2 separate regions of the Homo sapiens genome follow, and region 1 is linked to region 2. Evidence: read pairs that join two places in POLR2A ChIA-PET (ENCODE). Cell type or tissue: OCI-LY7. All regions are shown on one strand. Links, peaks and the distances in the headings refer to the core of each region. The heading gives the core; the rest is flanking DNA.

Evidence for each region. ChIA-PET counts read pairs that join two places held together with the same protein. Peaks named below come from ENCODE experiments on the same cell type or tissue, not always from the same donor. Only the 100,000 strongest peaks of a DNase experiment are listed, where the experiment ranks them.
Region 1: POLR2A ChIA-PET joins it to region 2 with 11 read pairs; 2 of 35 experiments call an interaction of 5 or more read pairs at or near these places.

Annotation. Positions count from the first base shown.
Region 1 is chr17:4,476,779-4,491,901 of GRCh38, forward strand. SPNS3 (SPNS lysolipid transporter 3, sphingosine-1-phosphate (putative)) reads left to right here. Exons shown (of 12, transcript NM_182538.5): 9 at 1,794-1,859; 10 at 9,450-9,548; 11 at 9,634-9,805; 12 at 11,028-11,426. The coding sequence ends at 11,116. LOC124903899 (a long non-coding RNA gene) reads right to left here and starts at 9,674. Exons shown (of 2, transcript XR_007065583.1): 1 at 9,346-9,674; 2 at 3,602-5,811. SPNS2-AS1 (SPNS2 antisense RNA 1) reads right to left here. Exons shown (of 3, transcript XR_001752763.2): 3 at 13,095-13,213. RefSeq lists enhancers at 1-572, 4,195-4,950, 9,665-9,744, 12,873-14,072, 13,383-13,883. In OCI-LY7, for the core only: no CTCF peak of the experiment used is centred there; a DNase peak (open chromatin) is centred at 4,553; H3K4me3 peaks cover 849 bases; H3K27ac peaks cover 746 bases.
Region 2 is chr17:4,103,953-4,119,075 of GRCh38, forward strand. It overlaps ZZEF1 (zinc finger ZZ-type and EF-hand domain containing 1), which reads right to left. Exons shown (of 55, transcript NM_015113.4): 3 at 13,020-13,214; 4 at 10,347-10,518; 5 at 8,657-8,856; 6 at 5,701-5,911; 7 at 1,741-1,857; 8 at 681-859. LOC124904128 (small nucleolar RNA U13) reads left to right here and starts at 10,656; the gene lies at 10,656-10,758. In OCI-LY7, for the core only: no CTCF peak of the experiment used is centred there; no DNase peak of the experiment used is centred there.

The DNA of each region.
Region 1 (15,123 bases), core at 3,509-11,508, 370 kb after region 2:
GACCAGGCACTGCAGTCCCAGGGGCTGGGTTAGGCCAGGAGAGCGCATGGCTGCTGGGACTCCTTGGCTGGTTCTGCTCTCCCTCCACCAGAGCTGGGCCGCGTTCCTGTCCCGCCCGGCATGGTGGCCACATCCCAGCTCCTTGCCTCCGCTCCCGTGGGTCCCCGGCTGGCGTGGTCTTGTGGCTGTCCTGGGCCCGTCCTGATCCTGACTGTCCTTCAGGGCTCTCCCTGGCGCCACCTCTGTCCAGGGGCCCCCTGCCCATCTCGGGGTGTCCTCTGATTCCCCAGTGCTAGCCTCACCAGGTACTGTGGATGCTGGGAACCCCCACTCCCCTCTTCCCCCCGTGGCCTCTTCAACCTCACCATGCACAGGCCATCACGGCGTGGGGGGTGGGGGGCGCTCACCAGGACGTGGCTTGATGCATGCCCTCTGGCCTGAGTTTGTCTGTGAAATGGGTGTAATGACGTCTGCCTTACAGGGCACCTGACCTGAGGGGTTAGACAGGGTCACAAGAGAGGACAGGGCTGGTGCGTGGCAGGTGTTTGGGTGGCAGTCCTTCAGGTCCTCCATCCTGGGTGCTCCCTGGCCACTGATCATCAGGTCTCTGGGTGCCTGAGCCTGGGCTACCCTGGGGACAGCCCCGTGATCCAGGAATGACTAATTCCACCCCTGCAATAAGCTCTTGGAAGCTTTGAGAAATGAGACTCTTTTTTTCTCTCTTTCTTCTTGCTGCTTCATTAAACTCTTCTTGAGTGAGGGGAATGAGGATTGTCCTAATCCCTTGGCACGAGGTGAAGGCAGGGGGCGTGTTCTGGGCTTGTAACCAGAGGACACTGGGAGCAGGGCTGGGGGTGGGCACTGGGCAGGGGCCGGAAGCCTCACATTCCAAGCAGGCTTTACCCAGGGGCAGCTGGTGACCCCAGACAAGCCCCGTCCTCGACCAGGCTCGGTTTGACTGTCCGCATGATGGGTGTACCAGGCCTCGCCCACCTCCCTGTGCTGCTCCAAGGGAAGGGGATGGCCCGGAGGGTCCTTTGGTGGGGTGCCTGGGGCTGGGCACGCTGGCTGGCACACGGTAGGTGCCTTATCAGTGTATACGGACTTTTGGGGAAAACAGAGGAGGGGTGGACAGCCTCCGAGTTGTCTTTTACTCTTTGTCCTCTAAAGTCTGTTTTTTTTTCACTTTTCCTTTTTTTTTTTTTTTTTTTGAGGCGGAGTCTCACTCTGTCACCCAGGCTGGAGTGCAGTGGTGTGATCTCGGCTCCCTGCAACCTCTGCCTCTTGGGTTCAAGCTATTCTCCTGCCTCAGCCTCCTGAGTAGCTGGAACTACAGGTGTGAGCCACCACACCCTGCTAATTTTTGTATTTTTAGTAGAGATGGGGTTTTACCATGTTGGCCAGGCTGGTCTTGAACTCCTGACCTCAAGTGATCCGCCCACCTCAGCCTCCCAAAGTGCTGGAATTACAGGCTTGAGCCACCGTGCCTGGCTTAAAGTCTGTTTTCTTACCTTTAAAAGTGGCCTGGGAGGAGGCCTAGCTGCTTCCTCCTGGGCCCCAGCGAGGGACTCCAGGGGCTGGACACTCGCTTATGGGTCCTGGCTCTGTCTACCTACCGTCAAGGCTGCTGGAACTGGAAAAATAGTTCTAGGCCTTCCTCGCTCACTCCAATAAGTCTCAATAATGCCTTTCTCTGTAGCGTCCCAGTCTCTCCTCTCCACAGGTGGGAAGCAACAGGTGGGGTTGGTGACTGGGATCTGGGAATCCTCACCCAGGCCACCCTCTGTCCACAGGTGTTCCTGGGCCTTGGGGAGCTGCTTCTGTCCTGCAACTGGGCAGTGGTTGCCGACATCCTGCTGGTAGGTGTGGGAGTCGGGGTGGTGGGCTGAGCAGGGGGAGCTGGAGAGGATTGGGCCTCTGCTGCTGAGCAGCTGGGCACTGGCGGCGACATCAGAGACCATACATTAGGGGACCAAAGCCATTCACGGTTATCTTGGACCAGAGGCCTCTCTGACACTCTCAAACATCTCTGACCATCATCCCGATTTTGCAGATGAACAAATGGAGGTTCAGAGAAGGCAGGTGCCTGTTCCAAAGTCACACAGCCCCAACGCAGGGAGCCAGGACCGGAACCTAGGCATTTTGACTCCCTGGGCTACTTCCCTCCCTCTTTTCTTTTTTGAGACAGAGTTTCACTCTTGTTGCCCAGGCTGGAGTGCAATGGCCTGATCTTGGCTCACTGCAACGTCTGCCTCCTGGGTTCAACTGATTCTTCTGCCTCAGCCTCCCAAGTAGCAGAGACTACAGGCACCCGCCACCATGCCCGGCTAATTTTGTATTTTTAGTAGAGACAGGGTTTCACCATATTGGCGAGGCTGGTCTTGAACCCTGACCTCAGGTGATCTGCCCGCTTCGGCCTCCCAAAGTGCTGGGATTACAGGCGTGAGCCACCGTGCCTGGCCCCTCCCTCCTTCTTTCTGTAGCATACTGCTTCTCAGCAAGCAGGTTCCTTGGCCTCTACTCTGGGGCGTGCAGACGGGATGCCATCCTTCAGGGCAGTAGCCACTGAGGCCCATTGTGCCAGCCCACACCAGCTCGTGTGTCACAGGCTGCCATGCAAGGATCAGCCCTGCCTGTAAGAGGCCTGACACTGTCTTGACCACATGGCTGCTGGTCCAGAGTCCCACACGGCCCCTCCCTGAGCCCCATGCTCTTCGTCCAGCCTCCTTGCCTCCTTCTGGGAGGCATACAGGGAAGGACTTTGAACACATGAAGGGCTGTGCCTTTGTAGATAACGCAGGGCCCTGGGCCTGTGAGCACCCTGAGAGCCTTCCTTCTGCCTCCTGGCAGCCTGGCACAGTCTGGTGCTGGCCACAAGGGAAATGGACCAGACTGGCAGTCAGCTGAGAGCTGTCCTGAGGGCATTCAATGCCGCGGCACCAGCCTGGATTCAGAAAACAGACCTGGCTGTCAGCCCTGGTCCTGCCACTTATGGGCTGTGTGGCCTTAGGCAAGTCACTGTGTGTCTCTGAGCCTCAGTATCCGGATGTGGAAAGTGGGGATGATAATGGCACCTGCCTTATGGATTGATGTGAGGGTGAAATGAGAAGATCCATCTGCCTGGCACAGAGAATGCTGGCTAGGATTCTCACAGCAATCCGGAATTTTCCATTTTCTCATTTTCTATCCCCCAAAGAAATCATGGTGCCCTAGAATCTGGGTTTGAAAGGGTTATGGGCATGTATAGTCGTTGAATCTGTCAACAAACCCTGCTTGAATACTACTGTGGATGGGGTGCTCACTCCCTGCCAAGATGTCTGCCCCTCCCCGGCAGATCCCCTGACCCCTCCCCACGGCCCAGGCCCAGCGAGTGTGGAGAGGCCTGCCCTGTCTTTGGCTCCTGGGTGAGTGGATCAGCTGCAGGACTGGCAGGTCTTCCCTGCCCCTCCCTCCAGACAGGAGACTTGGGCTCCAGCCCAGAGTCAGCCGCAGACCTGCTACATGGCCCTGGGCCTCAGTTTCCTTGTCTATAAAAGGGGTAATCACCACCTGCCCGGTAGGGTGAGCAAGGCGGCCTCCAGGAATGCTCAGGAAAGGGGAAGGCATTGGCAAATGTTTTATTCATGGGATTGTCCACTTTTAGGCTCAGGGAGATTAACATCCCCCCAGCATAGCTGGTTCTCTCTGAGGTGGTCCAAACAGAGCTGCACCTGCCCCCACAGCTTCCCTGGCCTGCCCCCCACGGCGCAGCTCCCTCTTCCACATGACAGCCCCACAGATATGTGAAGGCTGCACCCGTGTCCCCCAGCGTCTGCATTTGTAAGAATGATTAACCTGGCAGAGCCAGGCTCTTTGTGGGGTTAAAGAGGAGAGTGTGTGCTGGAGAGGGCGGGTGGGGGAAGGGTGGAAGGAGGGTTAGGGGCTGGCCAGCTGCACAGTTTTACCCATTTGGGGAGCTGCCCAGGGAGCCGGCTGGACAGGAACCAGCCCACCTCAGGGCTCCCTGTGGCCCTTCCTTGGCTTGGAGGCCTCCAGCCACAATGCTTTGCACCACCATCCCAGAGCCTCCCGCCCCCTTCCCTGCCTTCCCACCTGCCCGGAGCCCCGTGGCCAAAGATGCCTTTTGGCCTTCGGGGATCAGAGCTGAGCAATCCTTGTAGCCCCTATAGTTCGGTTCCTCCATGTTGCTGCTTCCTCCCTGTAAAGGCAGGTGGTGGGGGAGCCGTTCTGTGCAGTGGAGGGGCAGATGCCAGCTTGGAGCAGGGTGAGGAGGGTGAGGGAGGGGAAGCAGGACACCGAGGGTAGACAATTCCCTTGAGGAGCTGAGCTGACAGGAGCAAAGGGCATGGTAGCTGGAGTTGGCAGAAGATCCCAGGAAGCTGGCATTGCTTTTCAAGAGGGGAGGACAGAACAGCCTCCAGGGAGCAGAGAGGGGCAAGCAGGAGGAGAGAGGGGGCCATGTTTGAGGGTGAGCTGGGGGTGGAATCCAGCACTGGGGGAGGAAGTGGCCTCCCAGCAGAGCAGGGGCAGGAAGTGTGTGGGGACAGGGTCTGTGGCAGGAAGTAGAGGAAGGTCCCCTTTGCCGGCCGGCACTGGCTCCTGAGACAGGAGATCGGCTTCTCTTTCAGCAGGGGCCCAGGGAGGGAGGAGGCCTTAGGGTGTGTGTGAACAGGGTCCACAGAACAAGGGAGCAGGAAGCTAAGGGCAGGGCACGTTCACGTGAACAGCTTTGGGCGGCCAAGAAAGCCACGAGGAGCTGATAGGAAAATGGGTGGAAACTGCAGGTGTCTGGGTGGTTGGAGCCTGTGGGTTAGGTCAGAGGGCAGAGGGCAGCAGAGCCCAGGCTCGAGGACTCTGCAGCAGCCCATCTGCTCCCACTCCCAGCCTGGCTCCTCACTAGCTGTGTGACCCTGGCCAAGTGACTGAACCTCTCTGGGTCTTGGTTTGCTCACCTGTCCAGTAGGTAGAGCGGTGGCAACCACCATTGACACCCCAGGCTATAAGGATAGAATGAACTCACACCTGCGTCCTGCAGATTCCTGAGTGGGCGTGTGGGCCCCACTGACTTCCAGATCATCCCTTCCTTGGGACACTGCTCTCTCTCTCTCTTTTTTTTTTTTTTTACTTTTGAGACGGAGTCTCGCACTGTCGCCAGGCTGGAGTGCAGTGGTGCGATCTCAGCTCACTGCGACCTCTGCCTCCTGGGTTCAAGCGATTCTCCTGCCTCAGCCTCCTGAATAGCTGGGACTACAGGCATGCGCCACCACGCCCAGCTAATTTTTGTATTTTTAGTAGAGACGGGGTTCACCATGTTGGCCAGGATGGTCTCGATCTCTTGACCTCATGATCCGCCCCCCTTGGCCTCCCAGAATGCTGGGATTATAGGTGTGAGCCACTGCGCCTGTCCAGGACACTGTTCTCTTTGATGCCATCTCCACAATGGGGAGAATCCAGGTTATCTCTGGAGAAGGGACCTCAGGGGCTCTCCGGTCCGGTGGCTTGGAGACGTCATTGTGCATGAGAGTCAGATTTGAGGGAGCTTGTGACAAACCCAGATTCCAGGCCCTGTGTCCTCTGAGTCTGATTCAGTGGGTCCGTGCTGGGGTCCAGGGACCTGCATTTCTGATGAACTTCCCAAGTGATCCTGCCGTAGCATTCCGTAGAGCACGCTTTGAGAACACTGGTCTCACGCCGCAAGCTCCCCAGTCCATAAATGCTTTGCCAAATTCTAGCCATCCCCTTGTTGACATACGCCTCCAATGGGGAGCTCGTTCTGCATACCTCGGGCAGCCCCTGCCTCTCGGGGGGTTTCTGTTGATGAAAATGATTTGGTTCAGTCACAGCCAAGACCCACCTCTGCCAGCCTCCCCTTGGCCCCGCTGGGCCATAGAGGGGCCCTGCTCCCTGGAGACTGAGATCGTGTCCCCTGAACCCGCATCTCCCCAGGCAGAGCTCCCTGCCTCCCGAAACCTAGTCATGAGGTCTTCAGCTCCCTCCCAGCCCTGCTGTCTGTCCCCGCCCCACTCAGGATGGCCCAGAGCCAGCTCACCCCAATCCCCCTCCAGGCAGGGGACAGTGTAAGCAAAGGTGTGGAGGGAGGATCCCAGGGGCACGATCTCTGGATCCCAACCAGTTGGGGGGCTAGAGCAGAAGGGGAGCTCATTCCCTCTTTCTCAGCCCTGTCCTCTGGGGTCCTGGAATCCAGCCACAGGCTCATCTCCCACCCCTCAGCAGACGTCCCCACAGTTCCCCGGAGAGTTGTCACCTCTGCGTTCTCCCCCTGCCCCAGGTCTCCATGCTTCCCTGCTCAGCCTCTGCCCCCCAGGTAGCTGTCTGCTCACTGGCCTGTCTCACCCTCTCAGGGGCGTCTGGGGGCGAGGCCTGGGTGGGGGTGCAGGAGGCAGGCTGCCTGGTGGCTGCTGCTCCGACTTGCTGCAAGCCCTTGGGTGGCCCTGGTTTCGCCCTCGGCTATAAAGGGAACGGCCCTTCTAAGAAGGGAGAGCCAGAAACAGAGGTGTTTTTGTCTCAGAATAGAGTGAGCCTGGATTTTTGGGAACCCAAAGCCTCTTATTTCTGAAATTACCCCCTGGGCTCTCCAGCTTCTGTGGGCCCAGCCTTGGCTGCTGGCTGCACGGAGACAATGAGGACTTGGAACAGGCTGGGGGAGACCCACCTCTCTCGCCACTGGCAGCAGTGACTGAGCTGGGCCCAGCAGGTTGGGGTTCCTGGGAGAGGAGGAAGGGGCCAGCCTACCTGGACCTAACTGTGGGGGTCCCAGCAGCCCCAGCCTCCATGTGGACCTTTCTGAACATTCAGGTTCCTCCCTCCAGGAAGCCTCACCTGCCTTCCCAGAGCCACCAGTGAGTAATCACATAATTATGGGGTGAGAAGGAAGTCCTTGGGGAAGGTGCAAAGCTGTTGGTCAGTTCCTTCTCAGGCCTGTTGACAGATCCTGGTGATGGCAAGAGGCCCGGTTTCTCTTGCCACCTGTACATGGTGGCTCAGTCCCAGTGACCCTGGGACCAGCGAGTCACTACAGTGCCTCCTGCCACTCTGCCCTGCCCACCACCAAACCCCCTGCATCTGTCCCCTGGGATTCTGGAATCCAGAGATCGTGTCCCTGGGATCCTCCCTCCACACCGTCGCTTACACTGTCCCCTGCCTGGAATGCCTTTCCCCGTCTCTTTGCCAGTTACTCTGCCATCCGTTTACAGGGCTAGTGATGAACTTGTCCTCCTCATCTTTCTCAGATTTCTGAATGTTCTATTACAAATGCATAAATATTGCTAGAAACACCGGCTCCTCCTTGCCCATCACAGCAGAGTGGTCAAAAGGCCAGATCCTAGAGGGAGAAGGCCTGCAATCCTCTCTCAGCCCTGTTATTTCAGGCTGGGTGATGTTGGGCAAGTCACTTGCCCTCCCTGTGGAGGTTTTCCTCATCTGTAAAAATGCAGGTGATCATCATCTCCCTCTCATGGGTTGTTCAAGTTGATATATAAAATGTATACAGCAAGCATTCAATAAATGTTGGCAATTATTATTATTTTATTATTATTTTTTGAGACAGGATCTTGCTCTTTCACTCAGGCTGGAGTATAGTGGTGCCACCTCGGCTCACTAGAACCTCCACCTCCCGGGTTCAAGCGATTCTCCTGCCTCAGCCTCCTGAGTAGCTGGGATTATAGGCACGCGCCACCACACCCAGCTAATTTTTGTATTTTTAGTAGAGATGGGATTTCGCCATGTTGGCCAGGCTGGTCTTGAACTCCTGACCTCAAGTGATCCACCTGCCTCAGTCTCCCAAAGTGCTGGGATTACAGGTGTGAGCCACTGTGCCCAGCTAATATTGATTAACTCAAGGCCTCAGATCATGGACACCTAGGTCTTGGGGATACGGCTCCAGGGTGTAAGCGCCCCTGTGGCTGTCCAGTTGGGTTCATGTGACCATGTGGTCTCTGCTTGAGTCCCCTCCCCCTCCCTCCTTCCATCCCCTGCTGTAGCCCTGGGTTCTGGCAGACTTTCTCCTGGGAATAGTCTCCCAGATGGACCTACTTGAGTTATTTGGTTGGCAAACTTTCAGCTAGTCCCCTCTGTGCCTGGTGTCTTGCAGGGACCCCAAGAGAAATTAAGGGTCTTTGTTGCCCACACAACATAGGGAATAAGGGGTGGTGGACAGAGAAAGGGCCCCTCCCAGTTCTGGGAGACATGCGTTAATTAGGGGTGTGCATAGGAGTTGCGGGAGCTCAGGGCAGGTACCTGAACTCTGAGAGGGCTTCACAGAGGAGATGACCGAAACGTAAGTCCTAAATGACAAATATAGATGCTCCAGCTGGACCAGAGAGTGGAAGGCACGCCAGGCAGAAGGCGCAGCTGAGTTCAAGGGCCTGGAGCATCCTGTCTCAGAGCGTTATTTTGGTCTGATGTCCACACGAAGCCTCCAGGTAGCAGACGAATAACGATAATGAATAAAACTCTCAAGATCAGTACCATTATTACCCCCACTTGGGGATGGAGAGACTGAGGGAAGAAAGGTGAAACAGTTTGCTCAAAGTCACACAGCTAGCGAGTGGGGATCTGGATCGGAACCTGAGTGTGTGACACCAGAGTTCTTTATTTTTTTTATTTTTTTTTTTTTTGAGATGGGATTTTGCTCTTGTTGCCCAGGTTGGATTGCAGTGGTACGATCTCAGCTCACTGCAACCTCCGCCTCCCGTGTTCAAGCAATTCTCCTGCCTCAACCTCCCGAGTAGCTGGGATTACAGGCATGTGCCACCACGCCGGCTAGTTTTTGTATTTTTAGTAGAGACAGGGTTTCACCATGTTGCCAGGCTGGTCTTGACCTCCTGACCTCGGGTGATCCACCCGCCTTGGCCTCCCAAAGTGCTGGGATTACAGACGTGAGCCACCGCGCCTGGCCCAGAGTTCATCTTCTTTATGTTCTCAGCCTTGTCCGTGGAGTCGTGCGGGCTTCTCCAGCAAGGCCGCCTTTGGTCTCTGCCCCAGGGGCCTTGAGGTTCCTGAGAGGACTGAGCCCTCCGTACCACCCCTGCCCAATTGCCTGCACATGCAGACACCTGGCATGCACCCGCTCTTCGCCCTGCCCGCTTGTGCTGCTGCATCCTGGGCCCCTGAGCTGGGACACCCCAGCCTCATTCACTGTGGTCACATGCATGCCTGGTTCCTTCCCAGTTCAAGAGCAAACTCTCAAGAGGGGTGGCCCTGATCAGGGGCCTTGGCACCCCCATCCTGGGGCACTGGGGAAGCTTCAGATGGGCTTGATGTCTTGATGTTCTGGGGTGGGACTTTAGACCTTGGGGACCGTCGACTCCCTCCCATCCCACTCACCTGAATGGCCTGTCACTCCTCCAGGCAGGTCCTTGGCAGGTGGGGAACAGCAGGCAAGGGTGCCCTCACTTGGGGTGCCCCCCTGCTGTGCCTATGTTTTGCAGTCTGTGGTGGTGCCCAGATGCCGGGGGACGGCAGAGGCACTTCAGATCACGGTGGGCCACATCCTGGGAGACGCTGGCAGCCCCTATCTCACAGGACTTGTAAGACGTGTCTGCGTGTGTGGGGTGGGGAGGGTCTGGGGGCCAGGCTGGTGGGCCTGGCAGACTCATCCCTTCTCCTCCGCAGATCTCTAGTGTCCTGCGGGCCAGGCGCCCTGACTCCTATCTGCAGCGCTTCCGCAGCCTGCAGCAGAGCTTCCTGTGCTGCGCCTTTGTCATCGCCCTGGGGGGCGGCTGCTTCCTGCTGACTGCGCTGTACCTGGAGAGAGACGAGACCCGGGCCTGGCAGCCTGTCACAGGTACCCTACCCATTGCACCAGGCCCGGCTCAGGGCCGGCACCCTAGGGACAGACAGCACTGGCCACCCCCTGAATCCCTGGCCAGTTTGTTTGTTCATTCATCCAGAAATGCTTAGTACACCCCTGCTATGTACCAGGGAAGGTTGCAGATGCTGGGGAGTGAAAGAATGAGGCCAAGTCCAGGCCCCTGTAGAAACTGACACTGTAGTTGGTGAAGACAGACCAGAAACAGAAAAGGTTAAAGATATAGCATGTTCAGGGTGACGAGTGCTATGGAGAGGTATAAAGCAGGAAAGGAAGGAGAAAGGGGCCGGGCGCGGTGGCTCACACCTGTAATCCCAGTACTTGGGGAGGCCAAGGCGGGCGGATTACAAGGTTAGGAGTTCAAGACCAGCCTGGGCAACATGGTGAAGCCCTGTCTCTACTAAAAATATAAAAATTAGCCAGGTGCGGTGGCACACACCTGTAGTCCCAGCTACTCAGGAGGCTGAGGCAGGAGAATCACTTGAACCCGGGAGGCGGAGGCTATAGTGAGCTGAGATCTCGCCACTGCACTCCAGCCTGGGCGACAGCAAGACTGTCTCAAAAAAAAAAAAAAAAAAAAAAAAGGGACAGGTAGGTGCAGGCTGCAAGGATCCCCACTGCACAGGCGAAACTAGAGCAAAGATCTGGAGGAAACGAGGGAGTGAGCCGTTCAGCGACCTGGGGAAAGACGCTTCCGGCAGTGGGGACAATCAATGCAAAGGCCCTGCCATGGGAATGCACCTGATATGTTTGAGGATCAGCAAGGAGGCCAGTGTGGCTGCAGCAGAAGCAAGAGGGACAGTGGTAGGGGTGAGGGATACGGGGCCAGAGCAGGCAGTCCTTGTAAAGACAGTGGCTTTTGCTCAGAGTGAGACGGGAGCTGCTGTGGGGCTTCCAGGAGAGGAGCACCGAGGTGGTCTGATTGATGTTGCCAAAGCATCTCCCTGGCTGCTGTGTTGAGAACAGACTGTAGGAGGGTCAGTGTTGAGGCCGAGAGGCATAGCCGACTCCCCTTCCAGGGGAGAGTGGTGCCTAGACCACGCCAGTGGCATTGAAGGTGATGACAAGGGGTTGGATCTGGAATGTATTCTGCATTTGGGACAGAGAGGATTTCCTGACAGCCCGTGCCCAGGCCCAGGCCTGGTCCCAAAGCACCTTCTGCAACCTTCGGGCAGGCTGAGCATCTTTCCTCCTGCAGGGACCCCAGACAGCAATGATGTGGACAGCAACGACCTGGAGAGACAAGGCCTACTTTCGGGCGCTGGCGCCTCTACAGAGGAGCCCTGAGGTCCCTGCCTACACTCGTCCTGCCTGCAAGCCTCCCGTTGGTCCCCACAGCAGCAGTGCCTCGGTTCCTCTTTGGCTGTCCTCGGGGACTCCGGCTGAGGCACATCTGCCACTTTTGAATTCCCGGCTGGAGAGCTGGCAGGACCCTGTGGCTGGGCTGGGAATGGAGCTGTCAGCACTCTGCGTGGGAGGCCTGGGCCTGTGCCTGCATCCCGCTCAAGGCTGCCCCAGCCTGGGGTCTCCAGCCTGGCTGCTGCTGGGCCCTGAATAAAGAGAGGCCAGTACAAAGCCCATGGATTTTGGGCCTGTAGACAGCCGTGTTATTTATAGCCTCTCGTGCCTCTGCTGGAGGGGAAGTGGGTGAGGACGGGATGGGCAGTCCAGGCCAAGGATGCAGGGCTGTCCTGAAGTGGGGAAGCTGGGGGGCTGGCTCAGCATGGGTCTCTAGGGGTCCGCAGCCTGGACCTCCCACTCTGACCCAGCTTCTCCATTCTGCAAAGTCACAGGCACAGGACACCCTCTACGTGATTCCACTCTTTGTTTTGTTTTGTTTTTGAGATGGAGTTTAGCTCTTGTCCAGGCTGGAGTGCAGTGGCGCAATCTCGGCTCATTGCAACCTCCGCCTCCCAGGTTCAAGAGATTCTTCTGCCTCAGCCTCCTAAGTAGCTGGGATTACAGGCATGTGCCACCACGCCCAACTAATTTTTGTATTTTTAGTAGAGACAGGGTTTCACCATGTTGGCCAGGCTGGTCTTGACCTCCTGACCTTAGGTGATCCGCCAGCCTCGGCCTTCCGAAGTGCTGAGATTATAGGCATGAGCCACCGTGCCCAGCCAACTCCACCCTTTGAACAAAACGTGGGGGCTGAATCTTGCTCTTGGAGATGAGTTTCCACTTGGGTGCTGGGGTGGGGATGTGGCTCCAAGTTCCAGGGAACCACGCAGAGGAACCCACGCCTATACAGACACGGGCGCAGCGGCCCCAGAACCCTGCTGAGGACTTGAGTGGCCGTGCAGGGATCCTCCTGGCCTGCCCAGTTCTGTAGCCCCGGTCTTCCCTGGGTCCACGCTCTGACCCCAGCACAGCGTATGGGGAGGGCTGGCTCTGCGGGGCCCACGCTTGCCACTGGGTTCAGAGCAGCTGGGCTCAGCGGGCCCTGTGGGAGATCGACAGCTTCCAGGCGGGCAGCAGTGGGGAGGCTTGTTCTCATGTTCTTTCCGCCTCCCCTGGTGCCCAGCCAGGCGATCACTTGCTCACTCACCGATGGCCACCTTCGCTGTGCCAGGCTGTGCCTGTCTCCCAGCAGCTGCAGGCAGAGCAACGACCGAGACTCCTGCGCAGCCCCTGATGCTTGCTGCTCTGTCCCTGCCTTCTGTGGGGTGCCCCCCAGCCCTCCCTGTTGGCTGCAACAAGCCCCAGGAGCAGGGCCGCACCACAGCCAGCCCTCCCTGCAGGCTAGCCAGGCCCTTGACCGTGACTCAATGCTTGGAGCTTATGCAACAGGCAGCCCTTCAAGTTACAAGGTAAAAGATCTGTGAGGATATTTTGTTTTTCCTGAGAAGGAGGCAGCAACTGGGCAGGAGCCAGGATGCCACGGTCCCTCTCAACATTCACTGGCTGTGTGACCTAGGTGGCTCCCTGACTCCCTGGCTGTGTTTGAGAGGTGTGTTGACATGGCTTTCTAGCCTGGGCCTCATGTGATTAGCACAGGCTGGGTCTAGACCCACAGAAGCCCAGCTCCAGGGTCTGAACCTTCCTCCCAACAGCCCCAGGGAGGACCCCTGCAAGGCGAGGCTCCCGGAAAATGAGTGAGGGCCGCCCAAGGGTCAGAACACTCAGCTGGGCACAGCGGCTCACGCCTGTAATCCCAACACTTTGGGAGGCAGAGGCTGATGTATTGCTTGAGGTCAGGAGTTCAAGACCAGCCTGGGCAACATGGTGAAACCCCGTCTCTACCAAAAATACCAAAACATACCTGGGCGTGGTGGCACGCATCTGTGGTCCCAGCTCTGGGAGGCTGAGGTGGGAGGATCGCTTGATCCTGGGGATGGGGGGTGGAGTTCGTCGTGAAGGGAGATGGCACCACTGCACTCCAACCTGAGTGACACAGTGAGACTTTGTCTTAAAAAAAAAAAAAAAAAAGAACACCAGCTGCCACCTCCCCACCCAGAGTCCAGTAGAGGAAGAGCAAGAACCTCGTTCATGCCAACTCTACAAACATGCATTGGTATCGGCGGGTGCCCATCAGGGTGTCCAGCAGTGAATCAGACTCCAGCCCTGCCCTTGGACCTCGCAGCCCACAGCAGGACAGGCAAGTGTGGCACACCTATGGGCAGAGTAAGGGCTTCCGTGCCCCAGAAGCCTTCAAGGAAGTGGCTTTGGAGTTGGTAACAAGGTGGGGGGCAAAGGGAATTCTAGATGCAGGGGATGGACCCACAAAGAGGGGGAGAGTGGGGCAGAAGATTTGCAGTGAGTCATGGAGGGGTGTGGTATGGCCAGAGAGGAGGGTGCGTGTGTCATTGAGCGGGGAGAGGAGGTGAGAGAGGCCATCTGGGATCAGAGGGGCGTCAGATGTAGGTCCAGGAGCTGGGGCTTTAATCCTATAATCCAGGGTAGTTTCTTATGACTCAAGTGCATTCTGATATTTGGGTTGCTGGGCAGGGCAAGGCGGTACTTCCCAAGGCTGAGCCACACGAGGTGCCCAGCTGGGAGTTTATAGGAAGCTATTGTCTAAAGTGGTTTGGGGCAGAGTGGGAGCTCTGGGGCTGGTGGACGCGGCAAGTGACAGAGACCAATATCTCCTCTGCAGCCAACCCAGACTCCCACCTCCTGCCTCTTTGGGGCCAGTCCTGGTGGGTCGAGGTTACGATAACAGCCTGGGGGAACCCAGCCACTCAGGCTGGAGTGGAGTCTGGTAAACAGAACACATCTTCCTCGCCTAAAGGCCCTTGTTGGGTAATCTCAGCCACGAATACTCTGGACTTGTTTGTTGGGAATGTCAAGAGGAGGAAAAATGCTGTTCAGCAGGATGAGTCCTTAAGCCTGACCTGACTCTCTTTATGTGTTAATTGCTCTTTCCAGACATAAGCTGCATTCCAGCTGTCAGGTATTATCCAGGCATGGAGGTATCTCTGTGTGCGTGTGCCTGTACCTGTGTGTGCATCACCATGTTGGCGTGTGGCCACATGGGGGTATGCTAGCTATTGGAACCAATACCAACAGGTATTAGTAAAGCTTTTTTTTTTTTTTTGAGACGGAGTTTTGCTCTTGTTGCCCAGGTTGGAGTGCAATGGTGCAATCTCAGCTCACTGCAACCTCCGCCTCCCGGGTTCAAGCGATTCTCCTTCCTCGGCCTCCCAAGCAGTTGGGATTACAGGCATCCACCACGCCCGGCTAATTTTGTATTTTTAGTAAAGACGGGGTTTCTCCATGTTGGTCAGGCTGGTCTCAAGCTCCCGACCTCAGGGGATCTGCCTGCCTCGGCCTCCCAAAGTGCTGGGATTAAGGCTTGAGCCACCGCACCCAGCCTTAATTTTTCATATTTTTAGTAGAGACAGGGTTTTGCCATGTTGGCCAGGATGGTCTCGAACTCTTGAGCTCAGGCAATCCACCCGCCTCAGCCTCCCAAAGTACTACAATTACAGGTGTGAGCCAATGCGCCTGGCCTAAAAGCTCTTTTTCCACTTTGTCCTGAAGGTTGAGGGGGTTGAACCTGTGTGTCTGGATTCCCACACCCTAACCCTGGCTTGTTGCTCTGCAACATCAAATATTGGTCTGTTTCATTCCCTGAAGTGTTTGACTTTGCTTTGTGCCTGGGTGGGCTTGGGAGGTTGTTTAATCTAATGCAGCCTCTACAGACAAAGCTGGCAGCAGGCAGCTGGAGGTTCCGGGAGCCATGCTTTATCTCAGCACAGACAGGTGTGTGACTGCGTGTGCTCCTGTGTGACCATATCAGTTTGGGTTGTGGGGTTGTATGCAACGGAAACAGACTGACTACCTCTACCAGG
Region 2 (15,123 bases), core at 2,612-10,611:
AATACTGCCAACAGGATGAGACCCAACACCACATATTGTGGAGTCCAGGAAGGCTGCACTCACAAGTAGAAGTGCTGCACTGCAGTCTTTTGGGAGTGACTTTATGGGCTCCCATGTTGAGAAGGATTATAAGGCCCCATCCTGGTTTGGTAGAAAAGTGCTCATATGAATTACTGCTAGGCCCAAGGGGGGAAAGCAGTGGCAGACAGGTGTCCAAATCCTTCAGAGCAGCTATCACGGGAATGCAGAGGAATGCATTCTAAGACAAAGATCCCTTTGCACCGTATCTTGGCTAGTTTCCTCCCTCCAACAGGTAAGAACTACTCCAACCCTCTTGGCCTACACAATGAGACACTTCAGTACTTCACCAAAGATGGCTGTGTTCAAATGGCCACCAGACCTGAGTAATTTTGCAAGCAGATCATGGGAGTATAGCCTTGTGGACAATCAAGTGTCCTCTTCTGGTGATACTGCCATCACATAAATGAACCTAAATCCCCCTTCTCCCTGCCAATCCTAGTAAGGTCTGATACTCAGAGGATACGTTCATCCAGGAATCATGGTGTAACTATAACAACCCAAAAAGATGAGAAGATACCAGGAGGTCATATGGCGAAGAATGGTTTTACGATTTGTCCACTGTTGACATTTCTATCACCCCCATGTTTTACCATATTTACCATATTTGAGGAGCAGGTTCTGTCTGACTGACGCCATGGACAAGATGAGGGATGAGGCATCATACTGCGTGTCCAGATGGTCAGTGATGGTGCATAGAGAGCTCATGACTTTGGCAACACTTCCTCTTGCGAGAGCAAAAGCCAGAAGAGTCAGTTCTACCTCTGGGGTAGAACAGCAGCTATAAGCAAAGAGCAAAAACTTTTCACTTCTTAAAAACATGAAAAAATCCAGGTAGCTCAAACCCCATGTAAGTGATCAACACAAGTAACATTAACCTGCCATATGCTTTCTACAGGTTTATCCGAAATATTTTTCAAAATCCTTAAGGTAACCTAAGGAAAAATTAAATCAATCCAGAGAGCCAGGGAATGAAAGCCTCACTTCTATAATCTTTAATCTTTAAATATTAAATAATACCAATACGCTACTGTAATAAGCCTCTGCTATTAAGAAGCCTTGGGTAATGAGCTGGCTTGACCAGAGAGTTGAGGGTTTATGCTTGAAGCACTAAAAATGTATCACACTGAATTACACTTCTTTGCTTTTAATTTAAACACATTATACTGAAACGTTAAAAACTGTCTAGATGGCTCAGGGACTGGTTTGACCTCTAATGCAATAATGTCCTCAGGGCTCACTGAGGCAGAAGTGAGTGTCCCTACACAAAGTGGTCACTGCTATCAAGCTATCCAGGTGCCCTTTCCCAGTTCTGTAGGTAATCAGGCTCCCTGGACCTGCATGTGAAGGTCAGCAGGTTCTGAGTGAGGGAAGGCTATGCCAGTTGGACTTTGAGACATCTGTTCTATCAGAATCACAGGACTACTCCCCTTGGGCCCTGCAACACCCCTCACCAACCTTCCCAATTCTTCAGGTCAGGTGATACTGCTAAATAGTGGACTTTAGATGAGTGAACTATTATGTCACTTTCTCTTTAGCTGCTAAAAAGCAACCATTTTTAGTGGTGATCGTTAAAAGATTAATATATATTTTTTAAAGACTTAACAAGCATACGTGCACTCCATTCCTCACAGAGTTTACCCTCATCAGCCTTGATTTTACCTAGTTATCCTTATGAGGAAACTGTCCACTTCTTCCAGCACATTAGGGGAGAGGAAAGTTGAGAAATCTGTAGATCCTGGTGAGAGAGAGAGTGGAGGCATGTGCCGCAGCGCCTTCCTAGAAGAGGAAAATGTAAAATGTAATCAGAACAAAACCAGACCGAATTTAGACAAAAAATAAACTGTTAGAAGCTTGTTTTGACTAATCCCTTATAAACAGACAGTGTTCCCACAGAGAAGCTGGCACACAATATAAACTGGCCCTTCTTTTTTTTTGAGACGGAGTCTCGCTCTATCACCCAGGCTAGAGTGCAGTGGTGCGATCTCGGCTCACTGCAACCTCCACCTCCCAGGTTCAAGCGATTCTCCTGCCTCAGCTTCCTGAGTAGCTAGGATTACAGGAGCCCGCCACCACGCTTGACTAATTTGTATTTTTAGTAGAGACAGGGTTTCACCATCTTGGCCAGGCTGGGCTTGAACTCCTGACCTCGTGATCCACCTACCTCGTCCTCCCACAGTGCTATGATTACAGGTGTAAGCCACCGTGCCCAGCCTAAACTATCCCTTTTTGCCCAGGAGTCACAGTGCTAAGTAGTTTAATAGGGTTTTGTGTTTGTTTGTTTCTTTCTTTCTTTTAGGAGTTCTGCCTCCCTCTGTTGAATAAAACTTATTCAACTCTCTAGAATCCAGCTTTCATGTTAAGTAGTACTAGAAAAACTGACCCAAGAGGCAGAGCAGCTTGAGGCTCAGTAGAAAATTTATTTTATAATTTGTTCAGCAGCAACAGGGAAAAAAAAAAAACAAAAGAAAATTTTATAGCTAGGATCTGAAGATCTATGGTATCTAAAGATGTGCCATGAATGTTATGTTCTCTTAAACAGATTAGCACATCACCGTCTCCATTCCTGCCATGTTTCTTGGCCTTTCCACCTTAATGTCTGTTTTAGTGTTTCCCTTTTCTTGTCTTTGCTTACATTTATCTTTCTGAATCCCCCAATAGCTTTACCTACTCTAGATTAGCAGTCATCAAAAATTTACGCAACAAATGACTTCTGAGCCCTACTGTGTGCCAGCAACTGTGCTAGGTGACTGAATGTACCATGAAAAATTTCAAGGTATTCTGTGAATGTATCAAAAGTAACTCAAAATTCTACAACTGATAGTCGCTTAATGATAATGGTAATGAAAATCCCTGAAACAATTTCATTTCTACATTTCAAAATAGAGACAATAAAGCAAAGCAAACACTGTCAGCTCGCACTCTGCCCTAGTTCTGTTCCTGTCTACACAATGAGCCATTTTGGGGTTGCACAAACATGGCAGCTACACACAGATGCAGCTGATCAGTGAGGTTTAATGCACACAAGTAGCATGCGATCATTTACTGAATTTATTTCCACTGATACAGGCAACACTTCTGTCCCAAAATATTCTTTTCCTTACCTATTTTTCCTCATTGATATTTTTTCAATAAATCTTTAATTTTAAAATAGATTTAGATCACTAATCTTAAAAAGGCAGGAGTGCATGAAAATATCATTGCAGATGAACTAGTAAAACTGAGCAGGGACACAGACTTTAAAATCTGTCCATTCTTCAACCACTTGCCACATCTTCAAAAAAAATATAGAAACCTCTTCCTTTTCCTGAAAATCCAGTCCACAAGATGGGACTGTGCAGTGCAGACATTTGTATGTGTCTGGGGAGTAAGGGGGAGTCGTCATGGTGGCCTACAGTGAGGTTTTAGAGCCTGAGCAGGGTGAGAAAGGTGTCTTCACAAAGGTACGGCCTGATATGGAATGCAGGCACCAAGTGAGGCAAGAAGGGTGGCCTGGCACAGGGTATAGGAACTCGAGGAAGATAAGAAGGGCATCTGTGCAAGGATGGCCACAGCAGCAGCTCTGCAAAAGATGCTGGAGCAGGAATGGGATAGGGAGGGTGTCCATGCAAGGGCAGGGGCAATGGGACACTGGTTACATAGAGGCGAACTGAGTAAGTACAAAAAATGTATTAAGGATCATGGGAAGCAAGTTTCTTAGTATCAGAGAAGGCAGTCACAAATAAAGAAATAGGCTGGGCATGGTGGCTCATGCCTGTAATCTCTGCACTTTGGGAGACCGAGGTGGGTGGATCTCCACCTAAAGAGCCCCTGATTCAGAAAAATGGCTGATTCCAGGACTAATGCAGGGAACATTCAAGATAAGCCTGGAATATCTTGTGTCAGAACATATGGAAGCATTCCGAGAATAATGAGACATGTCAAAAGGACACACAAGCCAGACTGCAGGGGTTGCCACCAGCCAACTCCAGGATAACATAAGCATCAAAACTGTGGCTGACTATAATCTAGTGCATAAAAGAGGAATCCACTAACATAAAGTTTTGATGAGGAATACGATATTTACATAGTCTCAAAGTACCGCCTTCAACGTATTTATTAATTATGAAGTGAAAAATATTTATTTTACAATGGAAAAGTCTGGCAAAAACCACTTTAATCAAGTGATCAAAGTTAACAAGACTGCATTAGAATGAGGACTATCTGAAGTTGTGTGCAACCCAATGGGATGCAATGAGAACAAAGCATCACTTCTATGATATTCCTGCTAGAGACAGATAACAAAACCTCAATCTGATCACAATAAAACATCAAATAAACCAGAATTGAAGGACACTCTTCAAAATAACTGACCTGTAATTTTCAAAAGTATCAGGGTCAAGGAAATACTGAGGAAAGTCAAGGAAATACTGAGGAATTGTTTCAGAATGAAGGAAACTAAAGAGAAAGGACAAAGAAATGCAGAGTGTTTCGCTGGATCCTTTTGCTGTAAGGGGCGTGACTGGGGCAACGTGCAAAACTTGCAGGGAGTCTGAGGATGAGATGGTGGCAACATAGCAATGTACACCAATGTGGATTTCCTGATTTCAATGGTTGTCAGTAAATGTTCTTGTTTACAGGAAATACACACTAAAGCAGCAGGAACGATGGGGCACAGGCAGGCAAATTACTCTCTAATGACTGAGGAAGAAATAAAAATTATTTGTTAAATGTAAACTTGCAGTGCTTCTCTAAGTATGAAATAATTTAGTGAGAATACATGCTACAACAGGAAGAAAGAACAAGGTATGGCCAACTATTAACCTTCAGAGCAGCAGTGTTATTTGCTAACAGTTTTACTCAATAGTGCTAACAAATCTCAAAAGATGTCTAGAGAACAAAATATTAGCAATCTCTTTTTGGCTGATACTCTCACCGCCTACACTATAGGTACCTATTATCAGTTACTGAATCTGCACAATACTAATATTTCAGTGCTGCTATAGCTGGTTGTATTTGTCTTATATGTTACTATTTGGTCTTTTTGCCCTAATGATTTTTTTTCAAAAGTACTCTACATTTCAAAAGAAATTAATTTAGTACCCTGAAAAGATTTCACTCATTCGTGGAAAGAGCCCTCAACTGATCCATTACTGCAGCCTGGTCTTGTGACTTCAGGAAAGGTCACAACATCTGCGTCTATAAAATGGGGTGATTTTCACAGGTACACTTCAGTGTCAGTAGGTAAAATAATAGACTGCATCTGAAAGGGCTTTATCCAACATCAAATCCTATAGAAACATGAGCAATTACTTCCCAATGGACAAGGAACAGGCACAGCATAAGTGACCTCCTCACAAGACTGGTCCACTTAGTGAGCTGATGAAGAACACTGTAGGAACTGTGTGACGAGGAGCAGGAAGGTGGAATGGGCACTTTTTCAGTCTGTAAAGTCAGAACGTCAATCAAAGAGAGATACACTGTGGAGCTGAGTGGCACGAACAGGAAACACTAGGGCACCTGAGGCCGAGCTGACTGAGCCACAACGATCAATGATGGAAGGCTGCTCAGTGATACGCCCTAAAGGATGATGGGAGAATGAGGGCATGTTGAGGGGGCTGGAACATAGAGAGAATGACTTACTGAGTATTGTGCAGCACTGTCTGGACAAAGGCGGGATTTGTCTCCATAGAAGCCGTCACCAGAGATGTCAGCAGAGACCAATACCATATTGCAGAAGCATCTGAGACTGAGACCCCAGACTTCTTAACTCTCTGAAAGCCAACAGCCCTGAGACCATGAATTCTAGTGTCGCAGCCATCGCTAAGACAACGCTTTATGTTAATCTGGACATCTGTCGAGCACAAACAAAAAATTCAGTATTGGATTAACTTCTTTAGGCAAATGCTGGGCTCCCAACTAAAAGCAAAATAGTAATAGACATTTTGAAAAGAAAATTCTGAAGGTACACTTTGATGACAGAAATAAATAGCATGTGCAATGGAACTAGTATATAATAAATTTGTCAAAAAGCTTTGACAAATCTAAGAAATCATAAGAATAATATGTAAAATTAAGGGTGATTTAAGTCTTTACAACAAAACTTCTTAGGAACTTAGGAGTCTTGAAAAAACTACACAAAGAACATTTTAAAACAAGCCTGTCTGAATACATGGTAAGAACATTTCTAGAATTCTTCCTAGGATTCTGAAATTTGGATTAAGTTATAGAACAGTGGCTGGCTTACAAGCAATTGTGAGAATTTATTTTTAATAATCAAATCCAAACAGATGACACAGACATGACTCACTTTTAAGAGATGTCACAATTTCTTATTTGGGTCAGAGGAGAGAAGGTAAGAATTTAAAAAGGACACAACTTAGAGAAAAGATCACAATATAAGACAGGAAGCTTCTAACCCACAGGCCTAACTACTTATTTGCTAGGGGTGAGACACAAAGACTCTACCTCCCTAGGCCTCAGTTCCTTTGAGCAAAGAACACTTCTTTTGGCCCAGGAAAGCATTAGAAGAAATGAGATAAAACATGAAGCATTCCGGCTCCCTGAACGAAATAAGCCCAGAAAGCAATCACAGAATTGTGATTATTTCCAAAATGCTATGTTTAAAGCAAGGTTATAATGGTATAAAATTGGAAACAATCTAAATGTCCAAGAATGAGGGGTGGGTTAAAATTACGGCTTTTTTTTTTTTTTTTTTTGAGATGGAGTCTTGCTCTGTTCACCCAGGCTGGAGGAGTGCAGTGGCACAATCTCAGCTCACTGCAACCTCCGCCTCCTGGGTTCAAGTGATTCTCCTGCCTCAGCCTCCCAAGTAGCTGGGATTACAGGCATGCGCCACCACGCCCGGCTAATTTTTGTATTTGGTAGAGACGGAGTTTCACCATGTTGGCCAGGCTGGTCTAGAACTCCTGACCTCAAGTGACCTGCATGCCTCAGCCTCCCAAAGTGCTGGGATTGGAGGTGTGAGCCACTGCACCCAGCCAATTACGGCATATTTTTACAACACTAAATAAGGATATTCGTGAATATAACACACTCTAAAAAATTACAAAAGAACATGCAAAGAATATCAACATTTTTGTAAAAAGATATGTATAGATTTATGTGAACAGATACATACAGCTCTATTTTTTAGGAAAAAAGGTGTGTAGATATGTGTGCATATATGTGTGTGTATGTAAACCATACACACACTTACACACACAAATACACACACACACGGAAAGGTCTGCAAGGATCCACATCAAGGCAATCATAGTAACAATCCCTGGGTAGTAGGATTTGAGTATTTTTGTTTATATTTTTCTAATTTTCCAATATGAAAATGTGAATAAAATTATTTTTAATGGGCCAGTGCAGTGACTCATGCCTGTAATCCCAGCACTGTGGAAGGCCGAGGCGGGCGGATCATGAGGTCAGTAGTTCGAGACCAGTCTGTCCAACATAGTGAAACCCCGTCTCTACTAAAAATACAGAAAATTAGGTGGGTATGGTGGTGTGCGCCTGTAATCGCAGCTACTCGGGAGACTAAGGCAGGAGAATTGCGTGAACCCCGGAGGTGGAGGTTGCAGTGAGCTGAGACTGCACCACTGCACTCCAGCCCAGGCGACAATGCGAGGCTCTGTCTCAAAAAAAAAATATATAGAAAAAACATATATATTACACATATAAGCATACACAATATATAAATATGTATAAACATATATAAAAACATATTTTATATATATGTTTATATATATATATATATTTATAATCCCAACGTTTTGGGAGGCCAAGGTAGGAGCATAAAGGCCAGGAGTTTGAGATCAACCTGGGCAACACAGTGAGGCCCCATTTCTACAAAAAAGTGTAAAGAAATTAGCCAGGCATCGCGGTGCATGTCTACATTCCAGCTACTGAGACTGAGGCAGGAAGACTGCTTGAACCCAGGAGTCTGAGGTTACAGTGAGCTATGACTGTACCACTGCACTCCAGCCTGGGTGACAAAAAGAGATCCTGTCTAAATATATATATATATATATATATATATATATATATATATATATATATATATATATATATATGTTTTGTTTTGTTTTTAATGAAAAAAATGATTTCACTGTTCTTCTATAATTTCCTTCTTTTTTTTGGTTTGAGATGGAGTCTTGCTCTGTCACCCAGGCTGGAGTGCAGTGGTGTGATCTCAGCTCACTGCAGCCATAGCTTCCTGGGTTCAAGTGATTCTTCTGCCTTAGCCCCCCAAGTGGCTGGGATTACAGGTACCCACCCCCACGCCTGGATAATTTTTGTATTTTTAGTAGAGACAGGGTTTCACCATGTTGGCCAGGCTGTTTTCGAACTCCTGATCTCAAGTGATTCACCTGCCTTGGCCTCCCAAAGTGCTGGGATTACAGGCGTGAGCCAGCATGCCCCGACGCTTTTCTATAATTTCTACAACACTTAATGAATGAAATAATGAACACTTTTGTGTACGTCCTAAGAAGCAAACCGAATCTCAAAAACTAACAGCCTCTTCACTTCAAAGTAAAAAATACTACTCCCTTGCTTTTCCCTATCCCCTCAGTTCTGTTGGACTTACAGAGCTGACTGACGTTGGCATTTTCCAGCAGCGTCACATAGCCAGTGACATTGCTGGGGATGTGCACATCTCGGACTTCCTGAAGATCGCTGGCATTCCTCCCTACAGCTACTGTCACCTGCTGTGGCATGTAGCTCTGGTCAGTGGCAGCCACTGCAATGGACAGGTGCCTAAGCACAACATCTGGCTTCATTTTTAAACTGGAAAACACAAAAAGCAGAAATTACAAATGTTTATAGGAGTCAAGAACTGACAGGATCCAGAAGTCCCACCTCAAAGAGCTTACATTTGATATATCCAAAGACTGGTTTTCCTAACAGCAACTAACTTGAAATGCTGGCTATGAGTTTCAAAGTCCTTCTGACCTTGACCTTCCCACATTTTTTAAAGACCTTTCAGTTCAAGATTAATCTTACGATTCCTTTTAAGCTATTTGTACAGAAAGAACGAACAGTATGAACATTCTAACAAAATCCCTTTACCTGGCAAAAAAGCTAATTTTAAACTGCATACAAAAAAACTGAGTATACTCTCTCATCTATAAATTAGATGTCTAAAGGTCAAATGTGTCCTCTAAGAGAAAACAATATAATTATTTCTGGCACTTAATTCTACCAATTGGAATTAGCCTGTTTTCTGAGGGGAGAGGTGAAAATTTCAATAGCAGCTTCAGAGCTTCCAGAAATACCACTGTTTATTATCATTAGCTCCACTCCAGGATTCTTGACCACACTATTTCTTCTTCTAAAGTGACCAACTCAGTTACATACAGTGAATTTCAAAAATGTATATAGAAAGAGGCCAGGCACGGTGGCTCACGCCTGTAATCCCAGCACTTTGAGAAGTTGGGAGCTTGAGACCAGCCTGCCAACATGGTGAAACCCTGTCTCTACTAAAAATACAAAAATTAGCTGAGTGTGGTGGTGGGCAGCTTTAATCCCAGCCACCCAGGAGGCTGAGGCAGGAGAATCGCTTGAGCCTTGGAGATGGAGGTTGCAGTGAACAGAGATCATGCCACTGCACTCCAGCCTGGGCGTCAGAGCAAGGCTCCATCTCAAAAAAAAAAAAAGAAGTATAGAAAGGGACCGGGTGCAGTGGCTCACACCTATAAACCCAACACTTTGGGAGGCCAAGATAGGAGGATTAAGGCTAGGAGTTTGAGACAAGCCTGGGCAACGTAGTGAGGCCCCATTTCTACAAAAAAGTATAAAGAAATTAGCCAGGTATGGTGGTGCCTGCCTAAATCCCAGCGACTGAGACTGAGGCAGGAGGACTGCTTGAACCCAGGAGTCTGAGGTTACAGTGAGCTATGGCTGCACCACTGCACTCCAGCCTGGGAGACAAAAATAAGATCCTGTCTTAAAAAGAAAAAAAAAAGTAGAGAAAGGATATTTCAAAATACAGTCACATGTAAGTACTTATTCTTTGTGGTATTAATTTTCCTGAGAAACTAGTGAAAAAAGATATGAAATCAGTACTAATCTAAAATTAATCAAATGTTATTTCCTCCTTTAAAATATCAGGGAAATTATCTGTTAGGAATATATAAGCCAGGTTACATGATTTTACATGATTCATTTTACTTGATTCTTAAAGCATCTTCATAGCCACTTAAAATACAAAGAGTAGGCAGTTAAGAAGAAAACAATCCAAAATTTTAAAAAACAAAAAAGTATTATATACCACCCACCGAATCCAGTGTGAACAGGCACTGCCATCTGACTGCCAGTAGGATGAGGTTTCTCCATTTGTCATCTTGTCAATGTCTGCCGAGTTGGAGGATGTTTCTATATAAGCATAGCACTTTGCTACTGACTTGAGTTTATCCATCTCTGGACTTCTAGTTAGATCTCCAGGGCTTTCTGTAGGGGAAACCAGAGTTGATTATATGACATCCCTTTCACAAAGGGAAAAAAAAGAGTCATTTAAAATATCTAACAGAAATACGCTTGGTACTCTGGCCCTAGAAACACAAATCTTCCTTAAAATCTCCTTCCAGATCCTTTTGTAGTTCATCAGTGTCATGAGTGGGTTTTCACGCACATGTGTCAAATATGCCTCCCTCAAACTGTTACGTCATTGGCATATTACCTGACGTGAAGATCATATGTCACCTTCCAAAGAACCCAGTGGCCAAGGATTACCCCATCGTCTCTATCAGTGCAATTCTTTAATCACTGATATATTTGCAAAACCATGCCGAGAAGAAAATGGTAAATTACGGTTTGAATTTACATTTTTTAAATAATGAGTGACACTTTTTAAGCTGCTGGCTTCTGAGTACAGTCTGGTCCTGCCCTCTTCCATGTTCTTCTGAGTTAATTCATACATTTTCTATACATGATCAAATGTATATATAAACATACATAGAATAGCTAACATTTACTTGAGTGTTTACTATAACCCACGTGCTTTTTTTTGTTGAGATTTTTTTGAGAGGGTCTCACTCTGTTCCCAGGCTGGAGTGCAGTGGTGTGATCACAGCTCACCGCAGCCTCGATCTCCTAGGCTCAAGTGATCCTCCTGCCTCATTCTCCCAAGTAGCCGGGACTACAGGTGTGCACCACCACGCCTGGCTAATTTTTTTAAAAATTTTTTGGAGAGATGGGGTCATCCCTGTGTTGCCCAGGCTGGTGTCAAACTCCTGGCTTCAAGCGATCTTCCCACTTTGGCCTCCCAAAGTACTGGGATTATAGGCATCAACCACCGTGCCTGGCCATGTGCTTTTTATACTTTCCTTATGTATTAATTCATTTTAAAAATTAAGAAACTGGCCAGACTCAGTGGCTCACACCTGTAATCCCAGCACTTTAGGAGGCCAAGGCAGGCGGATCACTTGAGGTCAGGAGGTCGAGACCAGCCTGGCCAACATGGTGAAACCCCATCTCTACTAAAAATACAAAAACCAGCCAGGCACGGTGGCACGTGCCTGTAATCCCAGTTACTCAGGAGGCTAAAGCACAAGAATTGCTTAAACCTGGGAGGTGAAGGTTTCGGTGAGCCGGGATCACACCACTGCACACCAGCCTGGGAGACAGAGTAAGACTCCGTCGCAAATAAATAAATAAAATAAAATAAATAAACTAAGGAACACAGAGTTAAATAATTGCCCAAGGGCAGAGTTACTAAAAAATTTAGTCAATTGTATCTGTAATATGTTATAAAATTTATTTTTGTACCCACAATGTCACTTGTTTTTGACTCTGCTTATATTTTTTTTTGCTGTGAGCAAGGTTAATTTTCATACAGACTAATTTATTAATCTTTTCTTTCATAGATTCTGGGTTTCATGCCTTGCTTAGAAAGGCTGTTCCGTATTTTACAAGGTGGAACTATTTTCTTCCAATATTTTTAGCATTTTATTTTTAGTTGAACTTTTTGATCATCTGAAATTTATTTTAGTGAATGGAATGTATTAAGAATCTAGTTTCAGCTGGGTGGTGGCTCACACCTGTAATCCCAGCAATTTGGGAAGCCAAGGTGGGTGGATCATCTGAGGTCAGGAGTTTAAGACCAGTCTGACCAACACGGTGAAACCTGTCTCTACTAAAAATACAGAAATTAGCCGGGCGTGGTGGCACATGCCTGTAATCCCAGCTACTCAGGAGGCTGAGGTAGGAGAATCGCTCGAACCCAGGAGGTGGAGGCTGCAGAGATCACGCCATTGCACTTCAGCCTGGGCAACAAGAACGAAACTCAGTCTCCAAAAAAACATCTAAGTTTTATTTTTTCTTCAAATGGCTAACTAGGTGCCCTAACTCCATCTGTTGGAAGTTCACCTTTCCATCCTGATTTATAACACTGACTTTATCTGGTACTATGTTCTCACATGTATATCGGCGTCTATGCCTGGGCTCTGTTATGTTCCACAGACCTATTTATACACATCATGAACTTCTGTTGCCATCTCCAAGTGAGTCTGTGGTGGCTTCCTTCATTTATCCAGCAAATACTCATTGAATACCTACCATGCAACAGGCACAGTGCAGGAATGAGGAAGCAGACAAGACAGACAACACACAAGTGAATCAATAATGCTACAACTTCAGATAACAATAAGCGCGATTTCCACCATTAAACCTGCAAAGGTGACCCTGACCAGAAGGTGGGGTAGGGGAGGTGTTAATTAGATAAAGCGGAAAGGCATCCCTCAAAGTCACATCTGAGCAGAGAATTGAATGATGAGAAACCAGCTGTGTTAAGAAGAAAGGGAATGAGGAGAAAGATCACATTCTTACGTTACAAACTCATGACTCTGTATTTTCAGAAATGAAGGCAGGGAAAAGAATTGGCTCATTTTACCAACACAACAGTTAGAAGAAATGATCAGAGTATTTTCAGGAGAACCCCCACACACACATACCCTTTTCCTTTTGTACCAGCTGATCCAGAGACTCCTTCAGGACGGAAGACCGCATGGTGCACATGTTATTGCAGTGCTCCAGCATCGGGTAGGGCATCACCGCGCTGGAGAGCCGATTGCGGTGCAGGAAGCGCAGTATCATTGACGAGTGAATATCAAGGCCCTCCTTCGACTCTGAAAATATGTCTGTGAAACCTAAACAGATGAAATCCATTTTTGGTGTTTTGGGGAAGCCACAGTAGTTTCCACATCCCCTGCCTGGTGGCCTATCTGAATTGGCTAAATTAAAAGCAGTCATTAACAATCTTCATTGATATTTTCAGTTTTAATTGTTAAAAAATCTAAGTTTTAAAGAAATGAACCAGTAGCATTCTGAACTTAAGAATTAATTTAGCTGGGTGCAGTGGCTCACGCCTGTAATCCCAGCACTTTGGGAGGCCGAGGCGGACGGATGACCTGAGGTCAAGAGTTCGATATCAGCCTGGCCAACATGGTGAAACCCCATCTCTACTAAAAATACAAAAAAGTTAGCTGGGGGTGGTGGCAGGCGCCTGTAATCCCAGCTACTTGGGAGGCTGAGACAGGAGAATCGCTTGAACTCAGGGGGCGGAGGTTGCAGTGAGCCCAGATCACGCCACTGCACTCCAGCCTGGGCAACAACAGTGAAACTCCACCTCAAAAAAAAAAAAAAAAAAAAGAATTAATTTAATTTTAGTTGAAAAATATTTTAGAAGACTTAGAATAACGATTTTTTGTTTCAATCCAATCTTCAAAAATGTATAAGCACTTAAACACTAATAGACGTTTTTAAGGAAGTCTTGCGTATAGAATACAGGGTAGAAATAAAGTTCAGTGCATTAAGAGTAAAATCATAACTGCTTTTATACTAAGATACTAAGACAATGATAATGACAATACAACCACTGCCATTACCACAGTTTCCAACGGCATTTTACAACCAATAAGGTGCTTCCACATACATCATATCATTCCATCCTCACAGTAAGGTGAGGGGAGGCACAGAAGGTACAGCTATCCTTTTTAACAACTGAGGAAAATGAGGCTCAGGTGACACACCAAGATGTCAACTGGTAATAGGGAACCCCCCATGAGGCCATCGGTACAGGCTGGGAGAGAGAAGGCAGGGTGACGGGTGGGAACCATGGGCATTTGAGTCACTTCCTCATGTAATTTACTTGTGCCTTCAGGACCTGCTCAAGCCCAATCACATATATACCACTTTCATTCGATGATGGAATGCTGCTGTGCACACCCAACTTTAGGCTGGATGGGTCAGAAAGCACCCAGTTCATGACAGGCAGTTCAGGTCACACGGTAAATTGCTGACCCATAGTCCAATGTTCAGTTTCTACCAAGGCCCGGAGCTGTCTCTCAAAAGAAGAGTAGTTATCTGCAAAAGATAGTAGGGCCTTGCTCCAAAATCTTAAAGGCCTCTGCTGTGATTCACCTATGGGGGTCTGCCAAAGGCTCCAAACAGCATCCCTGTCTGCCACTGACACCTCAAGCACCATCAGATCTGCTGAGTCATATGACCCAAGCGGCAGAGCAGCTTGCACAGCAGCCTGGACCTGTTTCAGAGCTACCTTCTGTCCTGGACCCCTCTCAAAACTGGCAGCCTTTCGGGTCACTGGATAAATGGGCCAGAGCAACACACCCAAATGAGGAATGCACTGCCTCCAAAATCCAAGTTGGTCCACTAGGTGATGTACCTCTTTCTTGGTTGTAGGAGGGGCGAAATACAGCAACTTATCCTTTATCTTAGAAAGAATATCTTCACAGCCCCACATCACTGAACCCCTAAAAATTTCACTGAGGTAGAAGGTACCTGAATTTATTTCAGACTTATTTCCCACCCCCTGGCACACAAACGTCTCACCAATAAGTCCAGTGTGTTTGCTACTTCTCACTCACTGAGTCCAATCTGCACAATGTCATCAGTGTCATGTACCAGTGTGATATCTTGTGGAAGGGAAAGTGATCAAGATCTCTGCAAACAATATTATGACGTGAAGCTGAAGAGTTGATGTACCTGAGGTAAGACAGTGAGGGTATATTGCTGGCCTTGTCAGCTGAAGGCAAATTG